Linked DNA regions of Mus musculus: regions 2, 3, 4, 5, 6 and 7 are each linked to region 1. Evidence: chromatin loops called from intact Hi-C (ENCODE). Cell type or tissue: heart. All regions are shown on one strand.

The links. Hi-C counts contacts between places; a loop is a spot of excess contacts. Peaks named below come from ENCODE experiments on the same cell type or tissue, not always from the same donor. Only the 100,000 strongest peaks of a DNase experiment are listed, where the experiment ranks them.
Region 2: a loop joins it to region 1, with 2.8 times the contacts of the local background. A loop is called at or near these places in 3 of 42 quality-filtered maps.
Region 3: a loop joins it to region 1, with 2.3 times the contacts of the local background. A loop is called at or near these places in 2 of 42 quality-filtered maps.
Region 4: it touches region 1 in a loop (2.4-fold over the local background); 2 of 42 quality-filtered maps call a loop at or near these places.
Region 5: a loop joins it to region 1, with 2.4 times the contacts of the local background. A loop is called at or near these places in 5 of 42 quality-filtered maps.
Region 6: a loop joins it to region 1, with 2.4 times the contacts of the local background. A loop is called at or near these places in 2 of 42 quality-filtered maps.
Region 7: it touches region 1 in a loop (4-fold over the local background); 23 of 42 quality-filtered maps call a loop at or near these places.

Annotation. Positions count from the first base shown.
Region 1 is chr5:106,994,526-106,998,525 of GRCm38, forward strand. No RefSeq gene overlaps it. Among named protein-coding and RNA genes, the nearest start is that of Cdc7, 32 kb to the left of the region's middle. In heart, a CTCF peak has its summit at 1,552 (motif pointing right); DNase peaks (open chromatin) are centred at 1,516 and 1,936; H3K27ac peaks cover 2,434 bases.
Region 2 is chr5:107,165,983-107,169,982 of GRCm38, forward strand. The region is part of intron 4 of Tgfbr3 (transforming growth factor, beta receptor III); the gene reads right to left. Among named protein-coding and RNA genes, the nearest start is that of Gm42146, 74 kb to the left of the region's middle. In heart, no CTCF peak of the experiment used is centred here; DNase peaks (open chromatin) are centred at 849 and 2,139; H3K27ac peaks cover 1,252 bases.
Region 3 is chr5:107,060,033-107,064,032 of GRCm38, forward strand. All of the region lies in intron 3 of Gm33474 (a long non-coding RNA gene), which reads left to right. Among named protein-coding and RNA genes, the nearest start is that of Gm33474, 13 kb to the left of the region's middle. In heart, no CTCF peak of the experiment used is centred here; a DNase peak (open chromatin) is centred at 2,419; H3K27ac peaks cover 2,796 bases.
Region 4 is chr5:107,050,284-107,054,283 of GRCm38, forward strand. It overlaps Gm33474 (a long non-coding RNA gene), which reads left to right. Exons shown (of 5, transcript XR_001784912.1): 2 at 3,146-3,267. Among named protein-coding and RNA genes, the nearest start is that of Gm33474, 3.7 kb to the left of the region's middle. In heart, no CTCF peak of the experiment used is centred here; no DNase peak of the experiment used is centred here; H3K27ac peaks cover 3,599 bases.
Region 5 is chr5:107,127,317-107,131,316 of GRCm38, forward strand. It overlaps Tgfbr3 (transforming growth factor, beta receptor III), which reads right to left. Exons shown (of 17, transcript NM_011578.4): 14 at 3,145-3,262. Among named protein-coding and RNA genes, the nearest start is that of Gm42146, 35 kb to the left of the region's middle. In heart, no CTCF peak of the experiment used is centred here; a DNase peak (open chromatin) is centred at 2,125; H3K27ac peaks cover 3,189 bases.
Region 6 is chr5:107,085,776-107,089,775 of GRCm38, forward strand. It overlaps Gm42146 (a long non-coding RNA gene), which reads right to left. Exons shown (of 5, transcript XR_880522.2): 5 at 1-644. Among named protein-coding and RNA genes, the nearest start is that of Gm42146, 6.7 kb to the right of the region's middle. In heart, no CTCF peak of the experiment used is centred here; DNase peaks (open chromatin) are centred at 1,616 and 2,646; H3K4me3 peaks cover 221 bases; H3K27ac peaks cover 2,457 bases.
Region 7 is chr5:107,287,220-107,291,219 of GRCm38, forward strand. It overlaps Tgfbr3 (transforming growth factor, beta receptor III), which reads right to left and starts at 2,410. Exons shown (of 17, transcript NM_011578.4): 1 at 2,036-2,410. In heart, CTCF peaks have their summits at 169 (motif pointing left) and 2,196; DNase peaks (open chromatin) are centred at 522, 1,422 and 2,292; H3K4me3 peaks cover 2,904 bases; H3K27ac peaks cover 2,149 bases; H3K27me3 peaks cover 279 bases.

The DNA of each region.
Region 1 (4,000 bases):
AAGGTATTGGATGTAGGGTTTATGGAGACATTGAGTCAGATTGTCAGGGGTGCATTTGTTAGGAGAACTATGACCGTGGTGAGGAATCTGAGGAGAGTTCAAGCCTAAGTGGCTGAGTTGGTGTCTCTTCTTATAGCTCTCTGACAAGGGGGGGGGGGGTGATTCACAGCACACATCTTCAGCCAGGCTCCCTCCCTGCTCAGCTGGAGGCAGGGAAGGAGTTGGGGAGAAAGGTATATAGCCTTCAATACTCCCTTTGATGTAAACTCACTTCCCCAGAGGAGAAGTCCTGGCACAGACTCACAGCCAATACTCTCAGCAGAGTGCTAGTCAGTGTCCCAGAGGGGAAGGAAGGCTCACTGCAGGTGTTCTGGCTCAAGCAGCAGGCTGGTCTGGTCCTAACCACAGTTTTGTCAAGGTCAACTCGAGGAAAGAATCTGTCTTGACCTTGTTAGCATGAGAAGCAGTCTATTCTAAAGACGCTAGTGCCTCCCTGTGCCTTTCCCAGGCTGGTGAACCGTGGCCTCTCCTTAAGTCCCACCTGTGAAAAGGAGTGGGTTTGAATCTAGGTCTCACATACAACAGGCAGGTGTTGAAGGAAATCAGGACTTCGTGATGACCAAGAAAAAAAAACATGCTTACAACAGGCAGAATCGTGTGATGAGAAAGGCACATCCAGGAGGAGGAAGAGATTCCCCCCTCCCAGACTCCTAGGGGCCTCTTGTTAACCCCCGAAGTGCTGGGAGGTTCTCTACTAACACTACCAAACTTACAAATGTTTCCAGTGCCTCTCCTCAATGCGGAGGACATAGGATCCGTGAAGAATAGGTCCATCTTGTTCATGCCTCTCCTTTGTTTCTTCACAGGTTTCCAGGCTACTACTGGGCCAGTGACACGTACATGAGGAATGAATTCATATAATTTTGACAGTGCTAAAAAGTAATCATATTTCTTTTTAAAAAATATTTATTTATTTATTATATGTAAGTACACTATAGCTGTCTTCAGACACCTCAGAAGAGGGCATCAGATATCATTACGGATGGTTGTGATCCACCATGTGGTTGCTGGGATTTGAACTCAGGACTTTGGAAGAACAGTCAGTGCTCTTAACCGCTGAGCCATCTCTCCAGCCCCCATGTTTCTATTTTACAGGGGGAATTGACATTTGGAAGGCTTTAGCGACTCTCCTGTACTCATTCATATAGCCAGAAGGTCCAGGAACCTGAAGGTCAAAGGTGGGTAGCTAGAGGTAGGCTCTCCCACCTTGCATCCCCATGAAAATGGCAGCAAGCAAATGTATCATCTCCATTCCATGTCTGTTCTTTGTAACAGAATAGACTGCAGCCCTCTTTAGCTAAACAGCTTAATAGACGAAGGTCATGAGGTCACAGAAGAGAAGAACAGCCAAGGATCTGGGGGAGAGTTGGGGTTCCAGTGTTAGAAATTAGGTTGGACAAAGGCCTTTGGAATCAGGGCTTCAAGTTTTTCTCCAGTGTGACCCATGACTCATCCTTATTTGGAGTTCCAAGAGAGAATCTAACTGGCCAGAGGAGGGCAGCATGCCTGTATTGACTAAGACTGTGTACATAACGGGGAAGAGGAAATTCCTCCCAAAACAATTCAAGTGAGGTTACAAGAAAAAAGTAAAAGTGTATACCAGGAATCCAAAATAAATAGCAAGTGTCCACTGAAGCAGTTAAACGGGAGGCTGGCTGCCAGAATCCTGAGCCAGGAGTTGCCACCCTCCCCAAAGCACCCCAACACCCCCCAGGATGTGTTAGTGGAGTGGGGGGGGGGCTGGTGGGAGAATCTACCACAATGCCATCTTTGAATGCCTGCTGGGCTCTCCTGCCTGCCCCCCTCCTGCCCCCAGTCACTTGTGTTGTTCACACCTTCCTGTGGGATTATTTCAAATCCCTATTTCCTGATGACCCAACATCCTCCTGTGACTGACTGGCAGGGGTGAAGCCTGCCGAGGCCTCAGGTAGCATCCTTGCCCAGCCCGGCACCATTTTCAGTAACATCCTGTGTTCATAACTTTCCAGCTCAGCTCCAAATGCCAGTTTTGGGCTGTGAAATTTTCCATGACCTCCTGCTAGGCTACTCTTCATATATTCCGGCCCACAGACACAGTGTTCAGCTAGTCTCCAGCCCCCATCCTGTGTTCCGTGCCATTATCATCTTACACAGGACACTTCTGACTTCTTCTAACCGCCCCACTGTGGAGGAGGGGTCTACCCTGGGAACCCAGAGAGAGTAACTCTGGTATATTTAAATGAAGCCATCCTGGCAGCACCGGTACTGGAAACCATGGTTTTGGTTTGTGAACAGCAGTGACAGCATCCCTCATTAATAAGGCCGCTACTAAGTCAGGTGAGTGGGTGTCTTGGAATTCTACTACAAAACACCCAGAGAGCCTACGAGTCTGTGTTTAGGACAATGCCTTGAGTTTTTGTAGAACTTACCAGTTCAGTATTTTACCTCAGCAAGTGCCTTCTGTGGTGTCAGGCCTGGGGTTAACATGTTCCATATGCTGCCATCAAAGCTCACTAGTACTATAGGGCTACACAAAGCACAAAACAGGCTTGGGATGCTACATAACTGAAACTCATACGGCTAGCATATGGTATACATAGCAAACTCAGACCTGCTATGTTTCCCAATACACTCAGGTTCAAACCTACCTCCCATGGGTATTTTCTCTCCTATGCAGGAAAATGTGCACACGCGCGCACAAACCATTGTCCCCCACAAAAGACTTTCAGCTTTTTCTGCTCTATGTTTTAATATCTTTATTTGGAGTATAATTTATGTATTAAGTCCACCCATTATAAGGCTATATAGTTGATCTTTAAGTAAATGTATATAGCAGTACAGGCAGTATAATAGTAATAACCAAGTTTAGAACACTTGCCACCCCAACACTTCCCTCACCCTTATGTCAGACCCTGCTGCTACCCTTGCTCTCCTGGGTGGGGTTTTCTTTCTTTCTTTTTTTTTGTTTTTTTTTACACTTCTGCAAATCAATAAGATCAAACATGTGACATGAAGGATGCATGTGTCATTCCATCTAGTTTCTCCTATTGAGTTAAGCATCCAGTATTTGTTTTTCTGGGTCTTGTTTTCTCATTCAATTATAATAATCTCAAGTACACCCATTTTCCTGAAAAAGTTATTTCATTTTTCATGTTAGAATTCTTTATGTATTCTGGCTATAAGTCTCTTAGTAGATACACATACCTTTCCTGTCTATGGCTTATCTTTTCTTTTTTCTCAGTGGTCTCTTTCTAAAAAAGCAAAACTTTTAATTTCCAGGATGTTGAATCTGTCAATATTTTTCATTAAGGGAGCATGGTTTGGGTCTCATGTTTAAGAAATCTTTGTCAAATTTATATCTACAAAGATATTCTTCTGCCTTTTCTTCTAGATTAATTTTGAATTTTTGCACTGGGTCCATATGAGATGAAGAAAGGTTCTTTATTTATGAACCTTTATGTCGGCCTCCAGTTATTCCAGCATCCTTTACTGAAGAGGACATTGGTTTGCCGTAGTGTCGCAGTCAAGTCAATGATTTTGTCAATGACTTTAATGTCAATGTCTGAAGTCATCTCAGTTTCACAGATCTATGTTTTTATTATTATATTAGCACCAAACTGCCATGGTTGCTGCAACTTTATTAAAAACCTTCCAAACTTCTTATCATAATTGTTCCTGTTAGGTTCTTTGTATTTCCCCATAAAGAACCAGCTTGTCAGAACAAACAAACAAACAAACAAACAAACAAGCAAACTAATGCCTTCTGTTACAGACTAAAGTGACAGCTCAATATTTGGACTGTGCTTCTCCCGACCACTGAGGATTGAACCTATAGCCAGGCACACGCCTGACTCCTGAGCTATATCTTCAGCCTTACATTTTGTTTGTTTGTTTGTTTCTTGAGACAGGATCCCTGCCTGGACTTGATCTCACAGTCTTCTCCACTCAGCCTGGAATTACA
Region 2 (4,000 bases), 170 kb after region 1:
ATGCCAACCTTTCTCAAAAGATAAAGATAAAGGGGCAAGAGATAGCAAGTGAGCTATCATTTCTGTGGGCTGTAGGTGGCAGGTGCATGAGCTCCGGCTTGGGCTATCACTCACAATCCAAAGGGTACCCTGCTGACCACGTCCACCACGGGATCACTCACAGTTCATAACCCTAACCCTAACCCTAACCCTAACCCTAACCCTGATCTGCACCAGGGACTCCAAACCACCCAGGAGTAATGGCAAAAGCAGAGATTAAGATACAGATTCTATCCCACGATAAGATGATTTCTAAGCCAGAAAACTAGATGACAAGGATCGGAGATGCAAAACCTACATTGTCTCAAGCAAAGTGGACAGTTTGTGTGTACCCAGAAAGGAGCTGAGCCATGCTGCAGCCATTCCCTGAAACGGGTTGTGAGGTAGCTTTGGGAGCTGTCCCACAACATCACCATCTGCACCCAGGCACAGCCTAAAAGTTTCACATCAGCATCCCAGAGCCTCCTGGGAGAGTTTTTCCTCTCCTCTCATTATATGAAAATAAAACATTCTGTAACTTCCCTTAACAAAACACTCATTTTTTCTTACCAAATAGCTCTCCGGAGGTTGTCCACTATGTTACCCACAGCCCCAGAGATTAACCTTTGACATCAATGCCGGTGCCTGGGAAGGGCAGATGCATTACGTCACCAGATTAGCTTTATTCCAGAGCTCTAAAGAACCTCCTTGGACTATGCAAGGAAAACCAATCTTCTGTTCAGTGTACTCAAGTTTGTTTAACCTCAATTTGTTGAATGAAAGCGAGGCCTTCACAGGGCTGGGGCCGTGCCTACACACAGACATGACACAACACACCAAGTAGAGCCAGGAAAAGTCCACACTGGGTGAGTCCTCCTGGACAGGATGTCTCGCTTAGGAAACTACAAGAGGGCAAACCAGGGCTCTGGGCCACTCATCTACGCTGCAGTCACCACCCTCCCCAACCTGTCAGGACAAAAGCTTCTACAAGCCCTCTCTGGACCAGGTTTACCAGCTGAAACTGGACTCTCTCCAACGTTCTAAGTGCCACAGTGACATTTAGGAGAGGCTCTCTTACCACAAAGGGGCAGAAACTCAATTCTAGGAAATATGGTAGTTGACTGACCCCAGCTCCTGAAAGGCTCAATCCCCATATAATTACATCTCTGAGGGACAAGCCACAAAACCAACAGATAAGCGGCCTCTTGAGAAGAAACGCATGGTACACAACCACTTGGAATCTCCTCGGGACACAGTGAGTCATTCGGCCAGAGATACTGAAAAGAACCACCACGAATCTGGAAGTGTTTATTTAATCTGCCTTCAAGAGAGAATTTATTTGGGGAAAGACTTCACTGAATGGTGCAGTCAGGTCCCTAGGACACAGGGGTGACACCTCTAGCCTGGTGGGAAGCTCCGTTTGTTTACAGTTCCCTAAGCCATCTGCCTACATGCTCCTCAGAGTCCACCTCCCGGAAGCTGCTACCTCGTCTGCACAGGCAAGAGGGCAAGTCTCATTTTCTCCAACTTCTGGGATCTAAACAACGGTACATTTTTACACTGAACCTCAACTCCCAATTTTCTAGCTAGCTCTGCGAGCGAGCGGTAGAAAGCTCTCTGAACGTAGGTGACTCACCCTTCCCTGTCAATCCCTGGGTCATTTTCCTCAAGCACTCGGGCAGAAAAAACGGATGCTGAATCGGTGAACAGTTCATACGAAGGACATCATAGAAGGTTTGCTAACTTTGTGGGCTCTCAAGTATGGGGCAGAGCTGCCAAAGGATGTTAGAAAGATTTTGTTTTTTAATGCAAAACCATAGAACCCAGGAGTTTTTTCAATTTGTTTATTTTTAAGTTCCCTCCTCCACATGCAAGCTTGACTGAGTTATTCCCAGAGCATTTTTGGACACACTAACCCTCGGTTACACATTGCTTGGCTTGGAAAGGTAACAGCTGCGCATGTGTCCTGTTAGGTGGCGCATGCGCCTTATTAGGCTGACTCCCCCCAGTGCGGCCCTGAGCTCACATCTGGGGCTGCTTAACAACTGATTGGAAATTTAGCCTTTTGATTTCCAGTTAAATACTAGGCACAGGAAAACAAATAGCACTTGTTTTCACCGAGTCTTGTCAGGCATCCAAAATGCAGTGCAAATCAGAGAACTGCCTGTGGTTTGGTGGCAGAGGTCCAAAATACTTGGCCTCCCCGCCCCCTCCAGTTTAAGGAAAAGGAGTAAGCCAGATTTTGGCAATAAGGATTTTTCAGTCACCCTTCCCCCTTCTTTGGACACGCAGAGCTGTTTTTTAAATATTCAGTGTGTTCCTGGTATTAATTTACATTTTTCATTAGGATTAAGTTTTGATTTGTTTTTAAGCCAAAGCCAAAGAATAAAGTTCGGTTTTCCTCACTTATTCCAACTGCCATGCCTTGGTATTTACTCAGATTTGCTGAGGAGGGCAGGGTTCATATTGCTATCTTCTGTTTCCAATTAAATTAGGATATAGTTATCTAGCAGCCGCATTATCAAAGCATAAGAGTTAAAAAAAAAAAAAAAAAAAAACTTGAGGGAACTCGGAAGATCAGCTTAATCCAAATAATCCAAAGTCTTTATCTGTGATGGGGGAACTGAGCCCGGGGTAGCACAACCATGCGCCCTGATGCACAACTCCTTAGTGCTGGAGCCAGAACTAGAACCCATGCTGGGGAGATTAAGCCAAAAACAAAAACCTGGGTTACCAGAAAAAAATACAGGACACCAAATTAAACTTGAACTGTAGCTAAAGAATGTATGGATTTTGTTAGTGTAATTATGTCTAAAATATTGCACAGGCATACTTAAGCAAATTTATTTATCTGAAACTCAACTTGAACTAGAAACCTGCATTTTTATATGTCAAACCCTGGTCACTGTGCTGTGAGACCAACATCTGCCCTGTCCTATCCCCATCTGGCTGCCAAAGATATCCACATTTCTTTCCTGATTTAATGATAAAATGGCTGGGAAAAAAGAAATCACAGGACAGAAACCCATAGAGTATAACACTGGAAGCAGCCGCTTCTTCCCGGAGACTTTCCTAGTCTTAGGCATCCTCATTTCCCCGCTTTAAGTAGACTACAAAACAGCTAACTCTCAAATGGATAGGCCAGACCAGACACTTTATGCTGTTAAGAATCAGTCACTAGGGCCTGTCTGTCTGTACCTGTCTGTCTCTCTCTTTCTCATTTAAATTTATTATTGTTGTTGTTATTTTATTATTTTACTTTTAAAGACAAGATCTCACTATGAGGCAGCCTGGCCAGGAATTCTGGATCTTTTTACTTCTGCCTCCAAAGTGCTGGGATTTCAGGAACATATCACAACATGAGGCTGCCAGGCTCTCATCTTGAAAATTTCTTATGTAGATTATGAGCTTGAAGGGGGAAAAGAACTTGGGTTTGGCATACAAAGCAAGGCTTGAAATGACCCTAACATTAATAATTATGTTTTATATATATGTATATATGTATGCATGTGTGTGTATAATATGTATGTATCATATATAATATTTATATATAATATAAAAGTGAGGTTTTAAATGACCCTACTAATAGTAATTATAATGATATGTAGAATATTTATAAGTGACATTTAATAGCACAATAATCACTTACAACAACAGAATAATAATCATTAGTAGGGCAAGACACATGTATGAAAGTCAGAGGACAACTCTGTGGCCTTAGCTCTTGCCACTCACCTTCTGTGAGTTTTAGGGATCAAATTCCGTGCAGATCCTTGTACATCAGGTGTCTTTAACCCCCTGAGCCACCTTGTTGCCCACAAGATGAAAACAAACAAAAAAACCCCACCACAGTTAGGGACAAGGAGTAAAGTAAAAATATGCTAGATTTTAGGAAATCTAGTTTGGAGCGGAGACTGTAGTTTATTTAGCACCTGAGTCCATGCTCAGGGTACACGAGGTCCTGGCTCAGCTCCCAGCACTG
Region 3 (4,000 bases), 66 kb after region 1:
TTAAGATCTGTGTGTGTGTGTGTGTGTGTGTGTGTGTGTGTGTTTGTGCATGTGAACATATGAGTGTAGGTGCTTACAGAGGCCAGAATAGGGAGGTGTAGAGCCTCTGGAACTGGACTTACAGGTGGTTGGAACCACCTGATGTGGGCAATAGGATCTGAACTCAAGTCTTCAGCAAGCATTCTTAACCCCGAGCCATCCCTCCAGTTCCCTCTAGAATTTTAATTTACTATTTCAAAATTATGACCAATTTCCAAAAGACCTCTTAGAGCTCTGCACGGGGGCCATGTTGTTATGATTCCAATAAGGACTGAATTCTAGTGTGACAAGGAACTTTTCTTTGACAGGAGGTTGAAGTAGGAAGGCTTGAGACATGGTTTCAAAGCCTGACCCTCATAATACCAGAAGCCTTCTAGATGGTACAGACATCGTGATCACAGGGTCAGACATGGATGTTGGCGAGCTCGCTGTGTTATTTTATTGGGTTCTTATACGTCTACCTCCCTTCCAACCCTTATTCCACTCTGATCCCTTGTAACCCTCCAGCACTAGGTAGAAGAGAAAGAAGGTTAGAGTGGAAAGGTCCAACACTTAGACCCCATAGGCTACTTCCTGCTGATTAGGGCCATTGATCTCCTTGAGGCAAGTCCAATCTTTGCTGTCAGGACAGCTCCAATTTCTTTATCTCGTCAAACCACAACAACAATCAGGAGCAGCCGCCATCTTCTTCAGAGTACTTCCTGCCTCTCTCTCAGCTCTGGCATTTATGTACTCTCCAGGGTCCCCAGAATTAAACTATCTGCAGCTGGCAAAGATTACGCCCCTCCTAGAGCATGAGATAATCATAGTTAATGGTTGTGGACAAACTGAGGCAGCCCCATATCCCACACCTGGGATTAAAACAAGAACATAATTGAGTTTTTAAAGAAACCAAAGTTTTCACTACACACGGATGCAATTTAAACTCCTTAGTCTGCTTCCATAGTTTAGACTTATTGGCTGCCATGTGTCTCAGCCCCTGCCAAGACTAGTGTTATAGTCACCGTTTTGTTGCTATGGAGAGGCACCATGACCAAGGTGACTCTTATGAAAGAAAGCGTTTAATTGGGAGCTTGCTTGCATTTTCAGAGGTTTACTTCATTATCATGGTGGCAGGGAGACAGGCACTGGAACAGTAGCTGAGAGACTGTGGGACTGACATGGGCGTCTGCTACCTCAAAAGCCTACCTCTAGTGACACACTTCCTCCAACAAGGCCACACATCTTAATCCTTATAATCCTTTCAAATGGTGCCACTCCCCATGGTAAAGCATTCAAATATAGGAGCCTATGGGAGCCATTCTTATTCAAACTACCACAACTGCCTTCTCGTGGTCATCGGTTGTTGTTGTTGTGTTTGGTTTCAGGTTTGTGTTTTTGAGACAGGGTTTCTCTGTGTAACAGCTCTGGCTGTCCTGGACTCACTCTGTAAACCAGGCTGGCCTCAAACTCACAGAGATCCACCTGCCTCTGTCTCCTGAGTGCTGGGATTAAAGGCATGCACTACCACACTCAACCCCATAACTACCTTCTTAAGGCACACGGTCAGGTGCAGAACCTCTCTGGTGCAGCTTCCTTTGTAATCACAGAGATTGCATTAACTGCTGAAAGAAAATGTGGCTTTTTCTGAGGTGGGGTTTACTGACTACTCAGAGGTTAGTTTCCTTGGTCCTGAGGATTTAAGAAGGTGCAGTAAAAAGAATAGAGAACATCTCTCCAGTACCACACATAAGTCTGCACAAGAACTGCCAGGGATGTACAGATAATATCAGTCACGTAGCAGCAACTTCAAACAGTTTGCTCATACACAAAGTTTGCTGACTGACTGAATCTAGGCAGCCTGTGTGCAAAGCTAACTCACCATTCAGTCATGGAACTAAACTATGGTTTAGCCTTTTTTCAAAGTAAGAGACACATGTGTGACACGTTGCTAAGTCTTGACAGCTGTAGGTGTGTGGAGTTCCTCCACAGCAGCCCAAGGTGGCCCACTGACTGTCCTCTGGGACACAGATGAGCTGGGAACCAGAGCTCAGATGCAGCAATATCCAGCATCATTTAGGACAAAGCAAGAACAACTTGCTGGAGTGTAGAAGGGTTTAGGAGGGTTTAGAAGGTCATGCTGTGAGATGGTAGAAACAAATTGTTGGAGGATCTCCACAACAACAGAGGAGAGAGTGATATATCCTCAAAGGCACCATTCTGAGAGGTGAAGGAAACCATCAAAGCTTTCAGAGGTCAGGCAGAAACAATGCTGCCGGCCTAAGCCAACCAAACAGCGCGGCTCAGAGGCTGGCAGGTGGCAGAGGCCAGTGGCCCTGATTTCTTATTTCTGTCCATCACTCCGCGTACACATTGTGCTGTGCTGGACTTGCCCTCAGATTAAAAACTTGCTGCTTTGCCTAACAAGCGGACTTATTTATAGACTGTTACTATGTAAAGCGACTCCACATTTCTAAAGTGACAACAGGTCCTTAGGCAGAATTCTTGGCTGTGACACAGCAAAAGTGTTTTAGAAAGATTAGCCTGTCAAAGGTGCTCTAAATAGATACAAAATGAAATGGGGAGAGCGGAGACAGAATAGGGAGTGGGCAGGGGGAGGCCTTGGCGTACTGAGCACAGCGTTAGGGGAGAGTGATAGGCGATGCCAGAGCATGGCACACTGCTGACGGAGTTGACCAGGCTGGGAGAGGGGAGAAAATTATGGAGGATCTTAAAACAACAGGCAGAAAAGGGAATCTGGATCAGCTAGACAAATTTTACCTGAAGGTAAAATTCTGGGTTTTTGGTCCAGCTGCCATTGCCCATCGATCTTCTTACTGACTGGTTGCAAACCACAGGCTACCCATTCTTCCCAGACTCTGTTGTCTGTTTTTAAGTGTATGGCTCACACAAGTTCTACTACTCAGTCCAACTCATGGGCTTTCATTTTCAGTGTTTTCAGGTAAATCGTAATGAGCCCAACTCCCACATCATGTCACCTCTTCTTTGGCACACACAAAACAAGCATGGACCTAAGTGAAAGATGGGTAGGATGGTCCACTGCAAAGCACTTGACTTGGATCTGGCTGCATTTGTGTAGTTTGGTGCATTCAGAAATAATGCTATTGTGGTTTTGGTGTGAAGTGTCCTCTACAGGTTCACTGTTTGCACACTTGGTCCTCTCCTCAGCTGTGGACTGTCTGGGAGGTGGTATAAACTTCAGTAGGTGGGACCTAGCTAGAGACAGTAGGCCCCTGGGGCCATGCCTTTGAGGTTAATCCTGGTTTCTGGCTCGCTCTCCTTGCTTTCTAGCTGACACCCATGAGATGTTTCACTCTTCACTATGACAAGCTGAGACCTCGGAAGGATGAGACAAGATAAACTTCTTCCCTTTAAGTTGATTTTCTAGGTGCTTCATGTCATAAAGTACCATAAAATTAACATGGATGCTTGCAGATCACTTCTATAGATTAGAAGAAATTTGTACGAACTAATGTGATACTTTGACTTGCATTTTAATATGTTTTATTATAAATGTCTAGAAAAAAGTTAAAATTGGATATATCGGAAAGACAAATTATTCATTGAGTCAAGGAAGCTGATGTTCAGAAGTCAGTCAGAAATGTAAGACAGGATGTCACTGTGAGGTTGATGATCAATGCCAGAAACAATAGACAAAGGATGCATCAATGCTAAGTGAAAATAAAAGGCTCTGTGATGGAGGTGATTTCTGGCCCAGGCAACTTAAAAGAAAAGTTAAGGAAGACATGGAGGGAGAGAAGAAAGGAGGTGGGGGGGGGGGTGGAAGAGAAGAAAAGAAATATTTACAAGGTGTAACTATACCCTTTATGAGGCATAAATATACCCAAGGAAAGTAGGCAAAAATATTTGTAGCAATTTAAAAACAAAAGAGGCACAAGGAAGAACAGGATGTTATGGTTTGAATATGCTTGACTCAGGGAGTGGCACTATTTGCAGGTGT
Region 4 (4,000 bases), 56 kb after region 1:
CCCCAACAGTCGTGACTATAGTCCCCAGACACCCAGCCTGGTTTTATGGTGTGCTAGGTAAGAACTCTACCGACTTGAGCTTCCTCCCAGATCCTGTTTTTTAAAATTAATTTACTTTTTGAAGGTTTCCATATGTGTCTATGAGTTAAACATATTCCTCTTCATTTGCTGCGCCCCCCCCCCCAATTAGGTCGCTTTATCTCCTTGACAGTTTTTCTTACACTTTCATGTCATTCATATATATATATATATATATATATATATATATATATGGGTGTGTGTGTGTGTGTGTGTGTGTGTGTTTATGTACCTATATAAAATATAGGAGCCACAGTGAGAGCAAATGTACCCAGATGAGGCTCAGGGACCACACTGCTAACAAGCTCCTAGAAGACACTGCTCCACTGGGCTCACATCTGGGTGCTGCTGACGCTCAACCTACTGACACATAACTATGGTGGTGCCACTTGAGAAGCCATGCTACGTTGCTAGACATTGAGGGAAACAAGTTAACACCCCTGGAGATTCCAGAAAACACTGTACATTCCTGGTTGAAAACAAACAAACAAACATGAGACCATTGGTGCACGCACAAAACACAAATGAGTCTGAAATGTGTCCCTCTGAGAGGAAGAAGTTCGTAGCAGAAGTAGGAACAAATGTTCTAGGAAAATCAGTTGCAGCATAGGTGGCCACATTGGTGGTTTGGGGTGTGGTGTGATGGAGGAAAGGGTTGGTTGCAGAGACATATGAGCATTTTATGGCACGAAGGAAACCTGTATGTGGTTGTTCTGGAGTTTATATGACTACATATGAGGGAAAAAATCCTCCTCGACACCGCACAGGACACACACGAGCATTATACCTCCGAAGCAACACAAACTTGGAGCGGTTCCACTTGCTTGTGGAATTAAAAGTCCAAACCTCCTTCCTAGCCCGGCCCCTTTCTAATTCACGAAGGCCAGCCCACCTTTCCCATCACCCAAGCATGCACCGGGTTTCTTCTCGGTCTGTGCTACCTCCTCTACTGGAATACCCTCTGCTCACTCTCTCACAGTACTGCCATCTGGAAAGGCACAGAGTGACCCTCTCTCCCCTCCCCTACTTCTCCACCCCCTGCAACCAGAAAGTACTGTCTGTGCCCACCAGTCTCAGGTCTCCTACTGTCTGCTCTGACCGTGTTCTTTGACTCTTTCACATCTTTCCATTGACTTTGGTCCTTCCTAGGTTAAAGCACGCTAACTTGCTCTCCCCAAACTCCTACACGTCCCTCACGCGCTACCTGTGACTGTAGCCTGTTTTGCGCATGCCTGGATCACAGACTGCCCTCTGCACTGTACTTGGCGCTCTCCTCATTGCTCTGTTCCCATTCTTGTTCAGCTGTCAGTCCTCGAGGACAGAAGCTGAGCTTTCATCCTCTTCAAATACTGGGAATGCATTTTGTCCATTACACAAAATAGGAAGATACTAAAAGCATGGAGTGAATGAATGGCTTCTCCAGGTCATAGTCTTTGTCTCTCACATTGGCCCAAAGTGGTATCATAGAAAGGTAAGGCTGCCGGGGCACCTTCTCTCAGGCAAGAACTCAGTCCTTTTAAGACTCCAGCTCCAGCTGGAACAAGTTTTTCCGGATACAGAGAATGAGCTTAAACAAACTCTGCGTGTTTTGAGGAGGCAGTAACGAGAGTTGCCCGGGCCCCTGGGAGGTCCGGCATGGATGCCTGCTCTGACTCATGCATTCTGCATAGGTGAGAAGACAGTCCGGCAGCGCTGACAGGAGCTGTGGCATGTCACCTGTTGGTGGTGATTGACACCTTGTCCTCACTCCCCTGTTAGAGAAGGGTTCCTCACCTCTCACCCTTGTCCTCTGGAGGAGGTGCCCACCCTGACAGACCTGTCCTCCCAGTACGGCTGCTCCCTGGGCCTGTCACCAGCTCATCAGCCATCGCCACAGTTTCCCCTGGCCCTAGCGTGCTGACAGCCAGTCATGAGGGAGATGCATGGCTGTGGACCCTGGCAGATGACTCCCATGCTACTCATTGGGAACTGAGTTTGAGATCCTGAAAAGAGCACCACAGCTTCGAACAAGCTCTAACAATTTCATATTTTAGTCCTGAGGGAGAAACATACACAAACACACACATCTGCATGTGTACATACATATGCATACATACATACTTATATACACACATGCATATACATACTTATATTATCTGTCCTAGTTAAAATTACTATTGCTGTGATGAAACACCATGACCAAAGCAACTTGGGGAAGACGGGGTGTGTTCAGTTCACACTTCCACATCTTAATCCATCATTGAAGGAAATCGGGACAGGAACTCTAACTGGGCAGGAACCTGGAGGCAGGAGCTGAGACACAGGCCATGGAGGGTGCTGCTTACTGACCTGCTCAGCCTGATTTCCTATAGAAACCCAGGACTGCCAGCCCACGGGTGGCACCACTCACAATACTCGTAGGCTCTCCCCCACTAATCACTAATTAAGAAAATACCCCACAGCCAGATACTGTGGAGAGGCTTTGTTTCCTTTGTGGGTTGTTTGAGATAATGGTTTCTCAGTGTAGATCTGGCTGTCCTGGACTCACTCTGTAGACTGCGCTGGATTTGAACTCATGGAGATCTACCTGCCTCTGCTTCCCAAGTGCTGGGATTAAAGGTGTGTACTACCACACCCAGATTTATAGAGGCATTTTCCCCCAATTTAGGTCCCCTCCTTTGAAATAACTCTAGTTTGTGCTAGGTTGACATATCAAGTCCATGTGCATGCTTGCACATACGGCATACAGCAGGGTCAGACTCCAGAACTTTGAACCACCTGTCTACCTAAGTTGTGCTGAATGGGCTTTCCTCTTGGCTCCCAAAGTTCAGTTTTATGCTAACAGTAGAGCTTGCAGGGAACCCCCACAGTCATTAAGCACTGTACCCCAAGATACTGGGCAGATAATATGCCTCTAGAATATTATCTCATTTAATTCTCTCAACATATGGGTATCATTATTGTGTTTACCGTACAGATGATGTAGCAGACCAGCAAGGAAATACCTTACTATATGTGACATACATAAAGGCCAAAACCTCTCTTAACTCATGTCTATAGAGTTCTCAAGTCTACATTTCACTTCTAGGATCAACTCTAAGACTGATGCTCTCACGAAGATCTCAGGAATACCCACAAAGGGTGCCTGTCCTCTTGCTCTTGTGTGGGTTCTGTGTCTTACAAACCCACTCTCCTGACCCTGCTTCTCAGGTAAAGCCAGCACTGCTCCATCCCTGCTGCCACTCGGGATCTCAGGCTCCTTTTGAGGGAGGGGGCAGGTTTCCAGGAAGTCCTGCAGATGCCAACACTGGGCTGGTACCCAGGAGCTGCGGTATCAAAACTCAGCACTAAATCAGCTAGTGCCCCCTTCCTCACTGTCTCTCTTATCACTGAGTGGTGCCAGTGTTTATTATGCTAGACACACACACACACACACACACACACACACACACACACACACACGCATACACACACACTCCCCCCGCACACACACACTCATACACATTTACCTTGTGTGATTACTCTGCTTCCAGCCCCTTGGCTCTCAGAGCCCTCAGGGATACAGGTTACCGCCTGTGTGCAGCTTCTCTGGAGAACACTCTGGCTTGAGTTCATCAGCTTGCTCCAGGGAGGAGACAGAACAGCGGCAGAAGCAGACTTCAAGATAGGCCTCCTTTGTCTTCTCATTCTACACAGGACCACAATGTTCCTCTGATCTGCTTCTCTCTCTCTCTCTCTCTCTCTCTCTCTCTCTCTCTCTCTCTTTCTGAAAGTCTCACACATGGACCAACCTTGCAGGTATCCCTATGCCATTCAGCGAGACAGGTGCAAACATATTATTATGGTTTGAATATTACTGTCCCCCATCCCTACCAAAGTCATATATGAGATGCTGTACTTGGAGAGATCTTCAGGAAATATAGTCATGAGAGTTCCACCTTCG
Region 5 (4,000 bases), 130 kb after region 1:
GGTGGAGATGAGGAGGTGACTCCCCATAGTACCAGCAGATGTATGTTTGTTTTATTAAAAATAGGAATTAGATTACACGTGAAGGTTTGCAAAAGATGTAAAATCAAAAGAATGGGTTTGAATCCTGGTCTGCTATATGCAGGTGTGTGTCCAAGTTTGATAGAGAGGCTCTCTACAGAGCTGCTGCAAGAATTAAATTCTGTAACACCCTATGCATTTAGCACAAAACAAATTCAATGTGGGACCCTCACCACCATTAATAGTCTAAGCATCTTCACCTATTGCTGAAGGTTTAAGTAGCAAGATGATCAGCCAACACTGATCCCAAAGGACTTAAAGACCAAAGGTGATACCTTCACGAAGGTTCCAATAAAAACCTACTATTATTCATGTAGCTTTGATGGCCACTTGCCCTGCCCATTGAGGAAGAAACACTGCCTGAAAGACGTCCCTGTTCTCGGCAGTGGTGGTTGACACGTTGCCTGTATCTATGGTCCATAAAAATGCAACTGCAGTAAAGAAAGATGGAGCAAAGGGGCAGGGATAGTCGGCTCTGTGGCAAGGACATCAACAGGAATAGCATCAGGTCAGTAAAGCAGCTGGGGAACCCACAGGTCCCCCCTGATGGCCCACTCTCAGAAAGAGCATTAGCTGTTGTTATTTTAAATAAGCCAGGACTATTGGGCCAGTGATCTCCTGCCTTTTCCCAGTGTTATTCCAATGCCCTGTGTAGCTGAAACAGGTTTCAGTGCTCTACATGGAACAGAAATGATTTCAGAGCCCAAGAAACTAATCATACAGGGTGAGGGGATCATCATAAAGATGAGAATCAGCAGAAAACCTACCTGTTCCTGCCAAGGAAGACGGATTTGCACACAGCCCCTTGGGAAGCTCAAGTTCAACTTCTCAATTTGTTTCACAAACCTGAGCAATAAACGGTTCACCCACTTGCTTCTCCAACTAAAATCTCACCTCAACTAGCGAGTCTCATGAAATTGCTTTGATATTTGGTTTAAAAAAGTACCTTTCCTCTTAGAGTTTTATGTAAAGAAAACACTGAGTGTTCAGTATAATGGCTCTGAGTTTGAATAAAAGTAATTACCTACTTTACAAGAGAAATTACTTAGAAAAATACCACCAGAGTTTAACAAAAAAGAATGAAAGAATTGCTGGAAGTTATAGTGTTGTAATATTAAGGCCTAAGTACTGTCTGGCACAGGGCACAGCCAGTTGCTGTGTTCAATTACCATCTGAATGAGTGCTCTCAAAATAGGTAAGGGACAGGGACAGGGACAGGGAACATGTGGCTGCTGCTGTTAATGGCTTTTATAGCACAAAACACAGCTAGCTGTTGACCAACTATGAGTTCTTTGCAATACAGTTAATTTACTCACATTCCTTTCCCCTACATGCAACAAAATGGCAGCAGTATCTGGGCAGCCCAGTTAGAGAGAGACCACCAGACCTTTTAGAAACCAACCAATAAAGTAAAAGAAACCACACTCAGGACAAAAGCCATAAGCATCTGAGATGAACGTTCTGCGTTTAGGATGGCGGAAATGAACTGGAAATCGGCTCCTCCTTACAGGTCAGCTGACCTCCACGCCCCCTGTTCTAATGCTCCCTTTCCAGACAAGAACATGAGAAAGAGGGTTTGTGAGGTTTTTGTCACAGCCAGTTGGGTATGGAGGGAGCAAGAGGAGAGTCCTCAACTTCAAGGCTGTGAGCCAGTCCTACCCCATGCTCCCTGCCTTTCTGTAGGAATGTGCACACGGAAAGGCACAGCTCTTTTGACAAAGGCCCAATCGCATTTGAGAAACTGGCAGCACCCACCTGCCTCTTTTCTGGTAGCTCATGCCTGCTCCAGAACCGCCCACTGCTTAATCCTGTCAAACCCCAGCCCTAAAGTGCCATCCTAGGGGTGCCCTAAACCCCAGATCTGGTGTCAGTACCAGTCAGCATGGCTCCCTTCTAATGCCTAGCAGCTGGGACCGAGCTCCTCACTGGCTCTTGCTCGGCAATTCTCTGCCCTTCAGGATGGAATGACATGGTCTGTGATTCTAATCCTGAAATACCTTACCCTGGAGGCCTGACATCCCCTCTCACCCTGCCAGCCTTTTCTCAGCTTGACACCCTTAGACAGCAAGGCATCTGGAGAGTGACAGGCTGCTTCCAGACAGGGAAGATTGTAACTACTCAGATCTTCCCTGCTGCGTTTGGTCCCACCCCAAAGCTGTTGACAGCTGCCTGATACATTGTAGCATACTCCTGCCCCTGGTGCTGTGGTATCCTCCCCGCAGTCCTCAGGGTTCCCTGCTAGAGGTCTGCCCCCACCTTTCCTTAGGGTGCTCACACCACACATTTCACCTCCTCTTCTATTCGGCACAGCATGGTGGGTGTTCTTATACATAAAGGGACAGAAACCGGAGGTGTAAGGAGGACCAGCATTTGCTCTTGTACAAGGTTCTGAAAAGTCATTTATAAATGTCAACTTTCTTTCTGCCAGTATCCCTAAATGGACAATGCTCACAGGTCACAGCCCCTCTCAAGGGTATGGCAGCTTGGAGCCAGTAGAATCATGAGTGTGGAAAGCTGGACTGTGAATAGTGTGCAGGCCCCAGCACGCCATGGACTCACAGAAGCACATCTGAGTGTAGCGGAGAGTAACAGGGCAGAGCCAACCTTTACCTTGACCTGATACTTTAGTGGCCATTAGAATCTTCTGCATGCTACCTAGACTCCTCCACTAAGCCCTTTCTCTGGTCCCTTGAGCTATTCTCTAAGGAATAAACAATCTGTAAATAAGTTACAAAGTAGCCACAGGGACAGAATCAGCTAAGGAAAATCTCTTGGGGCAAAGAATTCTTTTCTAAAGCTACCAACTGGCGTTTAACTTAGCTTAATTTTTTTTTTTTTACATTTATTTGTTCACTATAAAGTGTGTGTGTGTATGTGTGTGTGTGCCACAGAACACGTGTGGATGGATGTCAGAGGACAACTTGGGAAAGTGTATATGTGTCATACCATGCAAGTGTCACAGCGTGCTAGTGAAGGTCAGAGGAAGCTTGCAGGAGTTATTCATCTTCCTCACCATGTATGTTCTAGGGAATCTTTACAAGACACGCCATAGGCCACCATGCTTACCTTTATAATCTACTTGGAGGACCACGGCCAGGGGCTTGGTGAATGTCTTCTTATTCTGCATCATGGTCCAGATCATGGTGGCATCTAGAGAGGTGCAGGCGTCGTCAGGAGTCACACACTGTGGAGAGGCAGAGCAAGGCAGTCATGGCTCAGAAAGAAGTACCCTCCCCAGGCCTGCAGACGATTGTCCTCTGGCCCCTTATCAGACAGCTCACGGCTATGAACCATGGGAAAAACAGGCCATCGGTGTGCTTTTCAAAGAACCTTAAATAACCAGGGAGCTATCACGACAGGCCCAGTGTATTTTCAGCTACACTGGAAGATGCAACTACCAATGGACAGCTTACAAACATCTTCCTTGCCCCTTGGCCACAAAAGAGCTAGATATTTCTGAATTAGTCTGTCAATTGGAGAACTGCAGGAGTGGTTTTTTGGCTCTGTACCATAGTGGCTTTGTATAAGTGGTTTGTGATAACACCCATGATCTGTAGCTGTGGGGAACTGCACTTAAAGTGTTATACAATGATAGGATTTATATTTCTAATATAACCACGCACACTGTCATGGTTGTTGGATATTTTTTTTTCACTCTACAACATTAGGCTTCCCACAGCATTTCTTTCCCTTTTTGTTATTTTGATTTGGCTTATTTTTTATTCTTGGTGCTAGAGATTTAATCCAGTCCCTCACACATGCTCAGTGAATATTTTATCAGTTCACCATATCCATGGCTTAGCCTGGGGTTGACTGTGCTTAACTTAGGTCCTAGGGAGGGAGTGACGCCTAGGTGTGTAAGCTGAGACCAGCAGTTTCTAGATATTTTAAGTCCTGAAACTAATCAGAAATCTAGACAGGA
Region 6 (4,000 bases), 91 kb after region 1:
TGTGAGTGGTTTTTGTTGCCTGGTCATCTTCATGAAGTTGGATAGGGCAGCTAACTTGACCTCTTTATTTGAGAGTCCTGACTGAAGCCCTGGAGCCTTTTCGCTTGTTCTAGCTTGTCCTCCTAGAATGTTCTCTTGTTCTCTGACTCGGCTCTCAGAGCCACATAACTTCAGTTATATGAGTGGTGTAGGTAAGAGGCTGGAGTCAGACTATTCGGAACAAGGAATTGCCCTCTGTGGGCAATGCTGTTCTTCCGCTCTCAGGGGCCGTCCCCACAGTACTTGCCATACATGGTGTCTGTGGGTCTAAAAACTGGTCAACATCCACCATACAGTAAGCCTGGCTTCAAGGTATGTGGTGGCTCAGCTTTCTGTCATTAGCTGTAGGCTGTCCCCTCGTGGCCCTGGCTTCTGGGCCTTTCCGTCCAATCCCATTTTGGTAGGCGTATTTAATATTTATTGAAGTTCTCAGTTCTCGGCTTCTGGCAATGTTGGCAGCTGAGGGCTTGCTACAGGAACTGGCTCTGGATGAAGGGAAATGCCTTCCTCATGGCCACTTCAACTTGGAGCCACTATGAATAGCTTCCTGTAAGGTGAGGTGAGCTGAGGTCCAAGCTGTGAATGGACTGAGCTCCAATCCAAACCTGGATGAATAGAACCAAAACACCAGAGTCAGTCTGCTGTTTGCCCAGCTCATTGCTGTTGGTCTGCTGGAAGAAGAGAGGCCATTGTTTGAGGCCTGTAAGTTGGCTCAGTGGGGAGGGCCCTTGTCACCAAACCTGGTGATTCGAGTGATCACCAGGACCCACATGGTGGAAGGAGAGAAGCCCCCTGGGAGCTGTCTTTTGACCTCTACATGAATGCACACGTGCACACATGCTCACCAATAAAATAAAATGAAACATTTAAAAGGAAGAATGCTATTGTAGAGTGCTAAGAAGAAGCAGGAAGAGGAGATGTCATAAAATCCATATGATCAACCTCAAGTTGCAGAAAGTCGTCCTGTAGAATGGGGCTGAGGACCTACAAAAGCCAGAGAAGCAGCAATACTGCTAACACTATCCCAGGATTTTAACTCATTCTATCTTCATAATTTTCTGAGTTTGGTGCTTATATTTTATAGATGATAGATCTGAGGCACAGGAAACTTACTGCTTAGCTGGGTAGGGTGCCGACCTGGTCCTCGCTCTCAACCAGAATCCTAGAAGTTCCTCTCCTACTGCTTGAGCTGGTTATTCTGACCATCCGAGTTTCTAGAAAGAAATCCTTCCCTTTGGATGTAACAGCAATAGCCCTGCCTTGACAGGGTTCCCAACTGCACCCAGTCTTGCAGCTTAGCTACAGCAGAAGTTAGAGAGCAACTGGAGCTTCAAGAAAGAGTCCTGATTCAGGACTGGTGCTTAGAAACCCTTCCCTCATCGAAAGGATTGAAGAAGAATCAGTGTAGAGAAAAAGGCTAAAAGAGAGTAGTAGAAAGCTGAGCCAACGGTCAGGGGTCCCCTGCAGGTCTTGTTGGGCTTTGGTTTATGGGCCAAGGACCCATGGGCCAGCATGAATCAGGAGTCAGTCAGAGCCAATGACTCACTGCACACAAGGCCCAGGGGTTCAGGAACACATCACAAGATGCTGAGACATGTCTCAAATGCTTGCCAGCTGAGCCCATCTGGAACATGAGTCCTGAGCATGAAAGAGTAGGAGACAGAGGAGGAGCTAAATGTGCTGGTCAACGAGAGCTCACTAAGAAGTCACATCCAAGGCCAACATGAGGCAAAGGCTGTTCCTGGGACCAGCTCCACAGTGCTTAGAGCCAACTGGGGTGTTGCTGTCACAGCTGAATCCAGCTGCTTCCAGGGCAAGGAGGAGGGCACTCCCGTTTGCCCAGCCTCCCTCCAGCCCTGTCCTTGCAACTTACCCTTGTCAGGGCTGTCTGTTTTCTCAGGATGACCCATCCATTCCTAAGCGTAGGAGGCAAGAGAAAGAGACACCACCAAGCCTCCCTTGATGGTTCTTTGAGTCTCTCAAAGGAAGGAACTTATACACAAAGCCATGGAACTGTTCCTACTAAACTAAACAAAATTTTTACACTTGTCACTATTGAAATTTGGTTATAGAATTATTTGTTCCATGTCTGTCTTTCTCACTGTGAATTCCACAGCTTTGTGTGTGTGTGTGTGTGTGTGTGTGTGTGTGTGTGTGTGTCTCGGACAAGGGGGTGGTGTGGGGGTAGGGGTTGTTGTCTTGTTCACTGGAGCTTAGGAGAGTGCATGATACATAATTGGTACTCCATACCTGGGTGTTAGGAGACAAACCCTCCCTGAACCCCGAAGTCTAGTTCTTAAGGATTAGTCTGATGAAACCCCCTCCCCACCCACTTTTCAGGGACTGAACCTCAGATGTTCTGAGTCTTGCACCCCAACCCCTGACCCACCACTGAGGCCTTAACATTTGCAGAGCCAGCAATTGAAAATCCCCCTTGGAAAGTACCAGAGCTGGGGCCCCCGGTCACGTGCCCCCCCCCCGTCACGTGGGGGCCCAGGCCCCCCCCAGAAGCTTCCGGTATCAGGGGCCAACCTGGGAAGACAGGATCTCTAGGAATCACTCCGGGCTGCCCTACTCCCACGAAGAATTTGAGAAGTGAAGGGATTGTTCAGCCTTTGAAAGGAATTGTCAACAGCTAGGGAAAGCAACTGGGACTGAGGACCGCTCCTCTGCTAGGGAGGGCCCTGGCTCAGAGTCAAGTTGGCTCCCTTCCAGGTTTTTATTTCTGGTGTTTGGTGGTTAAATAAAAAAAGCCTATAAACTTAACTCCAGTTAGAAAAAAAAAATCAACTATTTCAAATATTGATCCCAGATAATCCCTTCAGACCTGGCAAGGAGACCACCCGCTGTGGGGGAGGGGGGAGCAGGTGGGGGAACTGGTGGAGGCTCTGCACACTGGGCTGAGAGATTTGGAAAACTCTTGTTTTCTCCTCTGAGTCTAGGAGCTAAGAGACTAAGAATCCGCAAGTCCATGGCTGCAAAGAGTGCCCCTCCCCCCTCTCGCCTCCCCCCTGCTCACGGCGGGACAGGAACATTCGATAATGTACCTTTGTCTATTGTCAGTAATAAGTAAATATAATTTAATGGCAATAAATTTAAAATTATATATATATATATATATATATATATAAAATCTGATCACTGAAAATGGCAAATTCTAAGTGGGGGAATTGGCAAGGTGTATATTTACACAGTTCACACAGGGAAAAATCGCCTAGTACACAAGAGCTGTTTACTTGACAGTTGCTAAAGAAATGGAATTGGAATAATGAGATATGCTTTCACGTATTACAGATTTTTTAAATGCCACTTGCCGGTTTTAACTGTAGGAAAACCAGAAAGTCAACTGGACAAAGACCACAACTGGTACTGGGTTCAGGGACCCATCAAGATGTTCTTATATGAAATTGTTTACCCACACATGCATAGGACATATAGCTTTCCTTTACAGCGGGCACAGTGGGCAGCACAGCCAAACTCTTCTTTGTAGGGGAAAAATCTGTCCTCTAGGTGTTGGGAACCTCGGAGAAATAAGACTGATTGATTGCATAAACTAATCAATGAAAGAATTGATGAATGGATGGATGAATGGATGAGTGGATGAATGGATGAATGAATGAATGAATGAATGAATGCACTAGTTAAGCAGTCTGTGGCAATATTTCTTAATGATTGTCCATTTGGTTTTTACTTCTTCTGGGAATCCAGAACTTGACTTGAATCAAGTTCCTGTCTTGAAAAGCAACCAAACAAAGTATCCTGAATCCAAAGGTGTTTTTTTTACTTAAATCCTACCATAACCTAGAGAATACCTCCAAGCCTGGCCCCTAAACCTGGGAAACAAAGAAACAAAAAACCACAATTGAACAAAGAAATGACTAAGAAAGACTTACCTGTGTTCCTGGGCTTCCCGATGTGCAAGAGGATATAAGTGATCAATTCTGCCAGACTTTCATAGTCT
Region 7 (4,000 bases), 290 kb after region 1:
CAAGATCATCCCACTTTTAACCAGTTGGAATTAATCGTAAAGCAACTTAGTTACTGTACTAGATAAAGCTACAATAATTTCCATTTCTGAAATATATGCTACACACAGTACAAACAGGTCTAGATGTCAGCAGGACATCAATAATATGCTGTGCGCCCCCTGCTGGCTAGTGTTTAAAATAACAATGAATTTCTCAAGGCATAGGCCTTTGAAGTGCTGGGGTTCAAAACTCAGTTGATGACTTTATTGTTTTTTAATGTACATATCTTAATCAACAGTTAAGCAAAGGTGGTGTGGGGTGGCCAGATTCCATCACAATAGGGGACGTTTAAAGCTGACAACAATGTCAAGAGAAAAAAGTATGCCTAAGCCTTGAAATGCTAAACAATGCAGAATTAAAGCCAAAAGCAGAGAACATCAAGAAACAGAGCAACATCCTCTTGCTGAGACAATGGCATGAAATCAAGTCGTCTTTAATAGCCCTTCAGGGGGTAAGAATTATTTCCCTGCCTCCTGTGCCAGCCTCAAGCTGTTTCCTAAGGAAGCCAAGCGGCCTTGATCAACAATGTCTGGTGGATTAATAAAAGTAATGAAGAATAAAGATTGAAATTAACACGAGTCAGAGTTCTATTTATAATTATTTGGACCCAGACTCAGAGAAGCTGGATTCTGGCTCCTGCAAAGTACATACGTATATGATCCTCTAAATTAATCACAGATAATTTGTATCTGTGTTTCAAAAGATGTATTCAACTCAGACAGGAAGCTGGGTGAGAACAGAGGGCCAAGGACTTAGGGCCCATGGATCTTACCACACTTTCCGCCATGACTGACCGAGGCAGCTCTTGGGTTAAAAGTAACAGAAAGCTCTATGTGACCTTGGACAAGTAACTTTGCCTCTAGCTGCTGGAGTCTAGCATATATGATCTGTAAAATGGGTCCACTAAAATCACTTTGAACCAGAGTTGACGTAGTCTTTAAGCCCTGACAGGAACTAGCTGGAGTTGCTGGAGATACTGACATACAGGGAGGGATCAATATATTCCCGTTTTAGTACCCCAAAAGGACCTGCTGAGCTCTCCCTAAAATTACCCGCTACAATCTAAAGGGCCATTCCCTGGATATTAAAGGATCCCGATATGGGTTTTTTTGCGTGTTGGTACCCTCCCAAACCGCTCACTTCTTCGAAGAAAGAAGAAATTTTAAATTGGCTGGTTCTTTATCTCAGTCTGACACTCACGGGATGCCTATCCTCGCGGCTCTCCTGTCACAGCAGGGCGCAGCACGAGGCGCTAACACCTGTGCTGCGCTCCGCACGGTCCCAGTCAGAAACATCTGTGCACTCCTCCAAACCGCACAGCCACCTTGGGGGACCGTGTCCTCCCAGTTCACGGTTAGCGAGTAGGGCAACTGTTTGCACCAACACCTAAGCCGTGATACTTGCGGCTTGTCACTCCAGCTGTCTGCACTCCTATCCGGTGCGGGAAGGTGGGACAAATGCCCCAATAAGCCCAACTCTACAAGCGGATTCCTCTAGCAACATCCAAGAGTTTCAAGTTTGTCCCAACCAAGTTCACAAATCGTAGGGAGCCTCTACCATCAGCGGGAGCGCCACAAGGTTAACCCGGGAGCGTCCTTCACAGCGTTTTCGGGACTGACTCCCCGAGCCAGGGCGCGGCCAGCGGGGACCCAGGACTGGCGTTGGCGCGCGAGTCCCGCGGCCGCGGCCTCTGCTACCCATCATGGTCGAGTGCCCACCCACGCTGTCACGCGCCAGGAGCGCAGTGGCCTGCAGCCCCGCACGGGACTAGGAAACCGTGGAGAGGAAGAGCGAAAGCGGGTGTGGGGAACTCCTCCCCGGCGCTGCCCACCCGGGACCGCAGCGGATCCCGGTTCCGCTCAGCGTCAACCCTGCGGGACCAAAGCCAGGTCCCAGCCTCGGGGTCCTGGATGGCCAGAGCAACCCCGCAAAGCAGGCACCGACCCGCACTACGCAGCGTGCACAGCCTCTGATAGGGCGCCAAACCGCACGTACCTCGCAAGCGGTGTGTCCAGGACCGGTCGTCCAACGCGAGGTGGGGGAGTAGCCCAGACGAGTCCCCGCGCCCAGCGCGCGCAGGCGGCCGCGAGCTCAGCAGCCGCAGTTCAACTGCGCCATCCGGACCCCGCCGGGGACTTTCACCTCCTGCCGGGAGCTCGCGGAATCGCGCAGCGAAAGTGGCCTGGAAGGACAGCAGCCCGCTTCTCCCTCTCCACCTCTCTCTCTCTCTCACTGCCAGGGAGGAGGAAAGTGGCGCTCGGCGTCCCCGAAAGCCTGGATCACCCCCATCAGGCCCGTGCGGCGCCCTAACTCGGCCGCGCACACGCGCGGGCGGGGTCGGGCGCGCAGCCACAGCAATCAGCGAAAGGGGGGAAGGGCACCGCGGGCCTCGGGGGCTCGGCCGCCTAGAAACTCCTCCTCCTGCCCCTCCTCTCCTCCTCCTCCACTGCTGATGGATGAGCCTAGAGAGCTTGCTCCAGCCTGTGCTTCCCTTCGGGCAGAGAAGGCTGGAGCTGTAAGGATAGAAAGGAAGTCGGGTGTGTGTGTGTGTGGGGGGGGGGGGGGGGGGTTCGGCCCGAGATGGGATGACAGCTGGGCATCCCCGGCCTGGAAGAAGTGTGGAGTACCCGGGATGTGGCGCGCACTGCGAAGACTCGCTGCCTTTCCCTAGATCCTTCAAACTACCAGGGCCTTAGGAGAAGATAGTTTTATTGGATTCCTGGTTGTTGATATAAAAATTCCTTTAAAAAAAATCTCAGAGAAACCCATTCCCACATCGAAGCCCCATGCACACATTCATTCTGCCCCAGTTTGGTTTTTCTCCAGTTTCGGTTATCTAAAGATATGCTCTTGTGGTGTGGTCAGGGTCTCTTACTTTCTACAGCCTAGCTCAAAGTGCCTTCTCCAGCTGCTGAATTAAAGTGCCTTCTCCAGCTGCTGAATTCCATTCCTACGGTTTCCCCGCGGCCCTCTGAACACAGGATAGGCGAGCACACAGGGTCCTGCCTGCATGAATGTGCTTTGCAAGAGTTGAATGCAGCTACTTCAGTCACCAACACAAATCTGGCACTGTTTACGCTTCACTTTCTATTAAAAGGTGAATTGCCCATTGGGGCTATAGCTCGGTAGTAATGTATTTGCCCAGCATACACAGAGCCCTGAGTTTGAGCCCCAGCACCACATACAACCAAGTACGGCAGAAGAATCACAAGTTCAGAACCAGCCTTGGCCAGAGTAGAGGTCAGAAGACAACTTTCTCCCTTTCCTCAAGTAGGGCCCAAGAATCCATCTTTGGTGCATTTCTTCAGGGTTGGCAGCAAGCACCTTTATCCATGGAATTCTGTCACCAGTTACTTCACGGGAAACTCTACAGGTGCCACAACAGATGGAGTGACTGAAGTGTCTGGTTCAAAGACAAGTTTCCAGTCTTGACAGCTGCTGGATCGTCAGGGAACCTTTGCACAAATGAGTAGCCCAGCTAGACTTTTGTAATTTTAAGTTTTTAAAGCCTATTTTTAATGATGTTTCTTAAACACTTTAACCTCCCTTCTTGCCCACCACCCTCCAGAGAAGTAGGAAAAACCAAAGGATATGGGGAAGTAGACCTGTTTAGAAAGGTTCTTTGGAGCAACTCCCATCTGTGTTGTCTGGAAATCTGTAGTTCAGTTCACAGGTTTGAAGAGACAGTTGGATCCACTCGCAAACACTTCACAGATATATGAAGTTCAGTAGAGTCAGGATAGTCAACACAAATCAACAGCGGTGGCACTACGTAGCAGAAACAGCCAGGCCTCAGCCTCAGCAGCAGCAGGGACCAACAGGAATGTCAGGAGAAGCTCTCAGCTATGCCCCTCTGAGAAGCGAAGATCAGCAAAGATTCCAAACCGACCAGCATTACACCGCTAGCTCTATAAACAATCCTAGCTATACTCTGTTACTGTCCATGGAGTTTTACTTATA